2 separate regions of the Homo sapiens genome follow, and region 1 is linked to region 2. The links are chromatin loops, found by intact Hi-C in ENCODE. Cell type or tissue: dorsolateral prefrontal cortex. All regions are shown on one strand. Each heading gives the region's core, and the rest is flanking DNA. Links, peaks and the distances in the headings are about the cores only.

Evidence for each region. Hi-C counts contacts between places; a loop is a spot of excess contacts. Peaks named below come from ENCODE experiments on the same cell type or tissue, not always from the same donor. Only the 100,000 strongest peaks of a DNase experiment are listed, where the experiment ranks them.
Region 1: a loop joins it to region 2, with 2.3 times the contacts of the local background. A loop is called at or near these places in 1 of 110 quality-filtered maps.

The regions. Positions count from the first base shown.
Region 1 is chr2:66,461,292-66,464,218 of GRCh38, reverse strand. MEIS1 (Meis homeobox 1) reads right to left here. Exons shown (of 13, transcript NM_002398.3): 7 at 1-110. Among named protein-coding and RNA genes, the nearest start is that of MEIS1-AS2, 22 kb to the right of the region's middle. RefSeq lists an enhancer at 259-2,927. In dorsolateral prefrontal cortex, for the core only: no CTCF peak of the experiment used is centred there; a DNase peak (open chromatin) is centred at 1,791; H3K4me3 peaks cover 1,651 bases; H3K27ac peaks cover 2,500 bases.
Region 2 is chr2:66,540,042-66,542,968 of GRCh38, reverse strand. The region is part of intron 8 of MEIS1 (Meis homeobox 1); the gene reads right to left. Among named protein-coding and RNA genes, the nearest start is that of LINC01798, 33 kb to the left of the region's middle. In dorsolateral prefrontal cortex, for the core only: no CTCF peak of the experiment used is centred there; a DNase peak (open chromatin) is centred at 1,148; H3K4me3 peaks cover 1,103 bases; H3K27ac peaks cover 2,500 bases.

The DNA.
Region 1 (2,927 bases), core at 314-2,813, 79 kb after region 2:
TGCTCACTGCTGTTGTCCCCACTGTGTGACGTGTGGCCACCGCTGGAAGGGCCTGGGGTTCCTCCTGAACGAGTAGATGCCGTGTCATCATGATCTCTGTTCCAAGAGGGCTGTGGGGGCACAAATCAGAAACCCAAATAAGAGGCATCTGTGAACCCTTATTGGTAGGATCCCATGGCATAATGACAAAGCCATGGAGGGCTGGAGCACATAACCATGCCACCTTTCCCATCCCCCTTCAACCATGGTTCCAGCTCAGAGCTGCATTGGCACATTTATAATTTGCCAGTTTCTGCTTCCAAGCTAAAATAATATCTACAAATAGTTATTCTGTAAGTAATTGCATGCTTTATTACTAAGGAAAACAAAAACATTCCAGGCAAAGAGGAAAACAAAATGCCGCCACTGATTCTGACTATATTTTCAACATCAACAAACCCTCTGGCACAACAGTCTGCTACTCTGGAAATGCAAAATGAGAGTGGTGGTCTATAACACTGTGGTTTATAGGGGCCTCTGATTCATCCTAGAAGACAAACATGGCAGAGCTTTTAAGACCTCACAATTAGGCCTGGGTCCATAATAGCTAGTATGTGTCAGCTGTTTGCCGGATGGTACATGGCAAATGGACCAGGCATAGGCACAAAAAAGGAATGAGAATAACAATAGATTCACATGGACTGTGTACACTCAGCCCCATGCAGAGCCTTCTTGTACTATTGAACGGAAAACAGATGTTGCTTCTTATCACTGGGTGCATTTGAAAGTAACATTCAGATAGGAAAAATTGGCTGTAAAATAAATTCTTGAGGAAAACAATCATGGCGACACCTCTCCCAAATCTCTCTTTATCACCAGAAAAGATTTTAATTAGCTTTTAGTGCTAGCTTTCAAAAACAGCCTCATGAGTCACTGGTCATCCTGCACAGTAGGAATGATGCAAAATACAAAGCTGGTCCTTCACTAGGAAGTGATATTTATCTTCAAGATTATTAGTGGGAAAACAGGATCATCTCGTATGTAAAATATGTATACATCATTTCAATCATATAAGGTCAGGCTTCATGACTATATAGTAGTAGAGTTTGCTGACCCTTCCAATATCATTAAGTATGCCTAGCGAAATCAAAGAGCTCTTTGCTTATTTCTAGAAAACTATGTTCCTACCCTGGAGAAGATAAGAAGGGCTGAGGAGATCAAAATGTCTCAGACACCCAGGGAGAGAAAAGTAAAGATCCCATCTAAGAGGCATGCTGTATAGGAATCAAAGGGAAAGAGTCACTGTTTCTGAACAAGATGCATCACTGTCACTTATTCTATAATCTTGGCCAGAAGATTAATGCAGCCTGAAAAATGAAAATAAAGTCATAGAAAGATATGCCATTTGTATGTTTGACTCATGTATAATATGACCCATTATGCATATTCTCAAAAACAGTGCTAATTGATCTGCTGATTCTGAGATTGAAAGATATGTGAACTGTGAAAGAAGTGCTTTTTGCACACACGCATTCTGCAGCATACCAGAAGAATGCTGTAAGACGTAATCTGGAACACACGCTCAGAATGCAAACAGTTAATGCATAAATTTTCAGTTTGTACAACTGCAGCTCTAAAAGGGGGACTTGTTTATTCAGAGCTCTGCAGAAAGAATGGTACAGCACCCAGGGGACAGACAATGCCAGGCACAAAACCCCGGTGCCTCGACATGTAAAAGGATGTTTTTCTATGTGCTACAAATCCCACTTGAAAATATAATTAGAAAGAGAAAATGGCAAACTATTGCATTAACTGTAATTGAACAAAAGACCAGCAAGACATGTGGGAGGCTGCAGGAACCCGTGGGAGTTTCAGGATGCATGAGATCCTGCGAGTGACATCTCCTGGGCACTCTCATTTTATTTATGTTGTCCCTCACTACTATTGTTGACTGGTGATCTGACTGGTAATTAATAGAAAAGCTAGCGATAACAAGCTAAAATACAGAGCCACAGACCAACCTCATCAGAAGCATGTTTGTTAATCTGATTAAGACTAGGACTCCAAAAAGGTGACTTAGAACCAAAGAATTATTCCTTGTTATACAGGAAGCTGTCCTCCTTTATGCTACAACAGACCTGATATATTCACTATCTTTTAATGAGCTCCACTGATTTATTCAGCTCTGCTCTGCTCCCTCCCCCACTTTTCTACTGTGCAGGATGTAGATTAATTCAATGCTTAATTGTTTAGTAAATTCAATTTTCCACATTCTATTCTGCATAGCTTTAGCTAAGGTTCTTAAATCTTCAGCAGTGAGCCCTGAGCCCAGTGTTTGTGATCTGTGCCTACCTTTTTTCATCACCATTTTTCTTCATCCACCACTTAATTCACCATGAAAAGATTTTCCTTGCTGGAAATTCTGATTCCGCTATGATCTGTGAGGCATTCCGATTCATTGCATTTTCATTGTGTTGGGCCTTAGATGCTGGGCTCCTCTTTTCTCACAGCTATCGCCACATTATACAGGAATTCATGCAAGAAATGTTGGATTCCACCTCAGTTTATCCAAATTTTGTGCAACCTATATGTTTAAATTTGTGTGTTCACCAAAGGTAGGAGCCAATATTTTTCACCTAATATCATTCTTCTCACAGCCTTGCTCCTCCAGAAGGCCTATGAATACTGAATGCACTTCTCTGAAGTGAAATCTAACTTTTGTGCTCCTTTCTTGAATTAGCATTTTTGTGTATTAGCATTTAAGAATGAGTAGTCACATGAAACTGAGCATTAGAAGAAATCCACAAAGTTACAAAAACAGAACAAGAATTATGCTTAGTTCAGTTCATTAAGCATGATTAAAGTCTAAGTATCAGAAATAGCTCATGAACTCTTCTAGTATAAATATGTAAGACAGCCCTAATCAGAACGAACTCCCCCCAAATCCA
Region 2 (2,927 bases), core at 151-2,650:
AGATGAGCATCAATGGGGAAGAGACAGACTCTGTAGAATGCAGTTAGAAAATATCCAGCTTTACACCTTAATATCTTTGACCAAATGTACTTCTTTCATCAAAATTTCCACCCTTGGCTACAAATGTGGATGCCAAGAAAGTGATGAAGTTTATCTTATCTACCCTGGTAACCAAGTTTCAATAACATCCCCTCCCTCACCACCTTGGCCACTCTAATAGCACATTGTAATGGCAGCAGAAAATTTGAAAATAATCCTGTACAGAGCTTGCTGGTGAGATAATGGAAGGCTACACTGCCCCTTCTCAAGCCTCAGATTAGTAATTTCTTGTGACACAGAACTGCCTCTATACCGAAACTGCAAAACGGCTATAACAAAGCAATAGAGGTAGAAGCAATTTTCAAGCAAAATGTTACATGCTATACTTTAAAAGGTATGGGAATAGGTACCAGAGGAGCTGATCTAACAGGAGGAATTATGGCAACTGTCCAATATAAGCCTTATCCAGGCAATGTTCTGTTGCTTGGCTGAATATGTTGGAAGAACAATTTCAGAACTTCTTTTATCCTTTTTCCTCCAGCCCTTTGCCTCCTCCACAGCTAAGTTTAATGCATTAATATAAGTTGACCTTGAGCTAAACTCTGGTATGTGATGGGGAGATACTCCCTTTAAAGAAAAAAAAAAAATCTACCATATGGTTTTTAACTATTAGATCTCTGTGCTCTTTTAAAACTTCTACTGAGTTTTTGTCACTAAGGGAATACTGTGGATCTAAATGAAAATAACCAGCTATATATTTGACCTCTAAGAGACTAAGCAGAAACTTGTTAACCAAATATATTTATATTTGTTTAACATAATGGTTTTTTGCCTATAAAACTTCTCCCACTTTAAATAAACTTGCAGCCATTTTCCCCTCCTGCATTGACTGTGAATAGCTTACACTGTGACAATTACATTGATCTAGGATACTTTTTTCCTTTAAAAAAATCCATAATGCTTCCCTATTGTCTTTCAGCTTTATGAATTAGTTTTACTGTTTCAGTGAATGCTTTTTTGTCTTCTGACTGCACATTATCAAAGAGACACTTTGTGCCTCCTATTTGCATTACAAAAGCAGTGCACCGTGCAGTCGCAGAACATAGCCTGAATGCATAGTAGTTGAGTCCTGCATCCTCGCACATGCTGGAATCAAAAGAAGGAAGGGTGGTGTTGGGACTGGCTAAGAAGCCAGAAATGTTTGGAGCATCATCAGTAGAGTCATAGGATTTCCATCCGCTTTCTTAATTCTCCACCAACACTCCTATATTGCCTAGTTGCTCAGACTAAATGGGCTCCATTTTTTGTTTAGCGTTTGTTTTTTCTGGGGCCCAGTAGAGTCATTCTGCAGACAATCTCTCTGATTTCTGTATATCCAACAGCAGTTAAAAGAAGTTGCCAGTGGAGGTGTCAGGTAGGAATCTATAAATGTAACCTTAGCACATGAAAATGACATAGGTGTGGAAGGAAAAGTAGAATGCTGGATAATGTTTCATAACAATCTTTGTTTTTTGTACTAAGACTATATTTATAATACACAGTAGTAAAGACATTGTTTTATAGCCAATTATAAGAGACCAATACTAAAATGCCCTGCCTGTGCGGTGGCTCACACCTGTAATCCCAGTACTTTGGGAGGCCGAGACGGGAGGATCACAAGGTCAGGAGATCGAGACCATCCTGGCTAACATGGTGAAACCTCGTCTCTACTAAAAATACAAAAAATTAGCTGGGCATGGTGGTGGGCACCTGTAGTCCCAGCTACTCGGGTGGCTGAGGCAGAAGAATGGAGTGAACCCGGGAGGCAGAGCTTGCAATGAGCCGAGATTGCGCCACTGCACTCCAGCCTGGGTGACTGAGTGAGACTGTCTCAAAAAAAAATAAAAAATAAAAAATAATAAAATAAAATAAAATAAAATGCCCTCCCTGCCTCACTTATCTGATCTTTTAATTTCTCCTAAATATCAATTAAATAGAAAATGAAAACACTAAATAAAGAAGTCAGATACTTATATTAAGAAACTGCATAGTCCTTTGTATTTGGAATTTTTTTTAAAGTTGCTTACAAATTTATAAAATAACAATGTTTTAGATATATTCTTCATTAGCTACACATATGTTACAGAAATATTTTAAAGTATATACGTTTAAGACATACAGTTTAGATTCCAAATTAGTGATTACTTATATCCTCTTCCTAAATGGATTAACATTCGTGAAGGATGCTAAAATTATGTTGAACAGCTATTAATGAATCCTCTGAATATTGATTCTCTCAGTAGAAGACCATGCTTATAAGAGGAAATACAAAAATGGCCATTAAGAAAACCAGGGCTGGGAGCAGTGGCTCACACCTATAATCCCAGCACTTTGGAAGGCCAAAGTGGGTGGATCACTTGAGGTCAGGACTTGCCCGACATGAGGAAATCCCATCTCTACTAAAAGTACAAAAATTAGCTGGGCGTGATGTCAGGCGCCTGTAATCCCATCTACTCGGCAGGCTGAGGCAGGAGAATCCACTTGAACCCAGGAGGTGGAGGTTGCAATGACCCAAGATCACACCACTGCACTCCAGCCTGTGCAACAGACATCTCAAAAAACAAAAAACAAAACAAAAACAGGACAGGAGGCCCTTGGGAGTAGATAAGGGAGAAAACTCATGCTTTACTTTGAAGTGTCATTTTTGAATCATTTTAAACAATAGCTCATTCAAACTCATTATTTGTCAGTACAACAAATGCATTACAGGCATTATTTCATGTACTCTTGGTGAACCCCCTGAGTAAGGGCTGTGCTTAGCTCCTTTTCACAGATGAAGAAGCTGAGGGTTGGCCAGGTCAAAAACACACCAACAGCACACAGCTACTTAGTGCTGGTGCCAGGTCTGT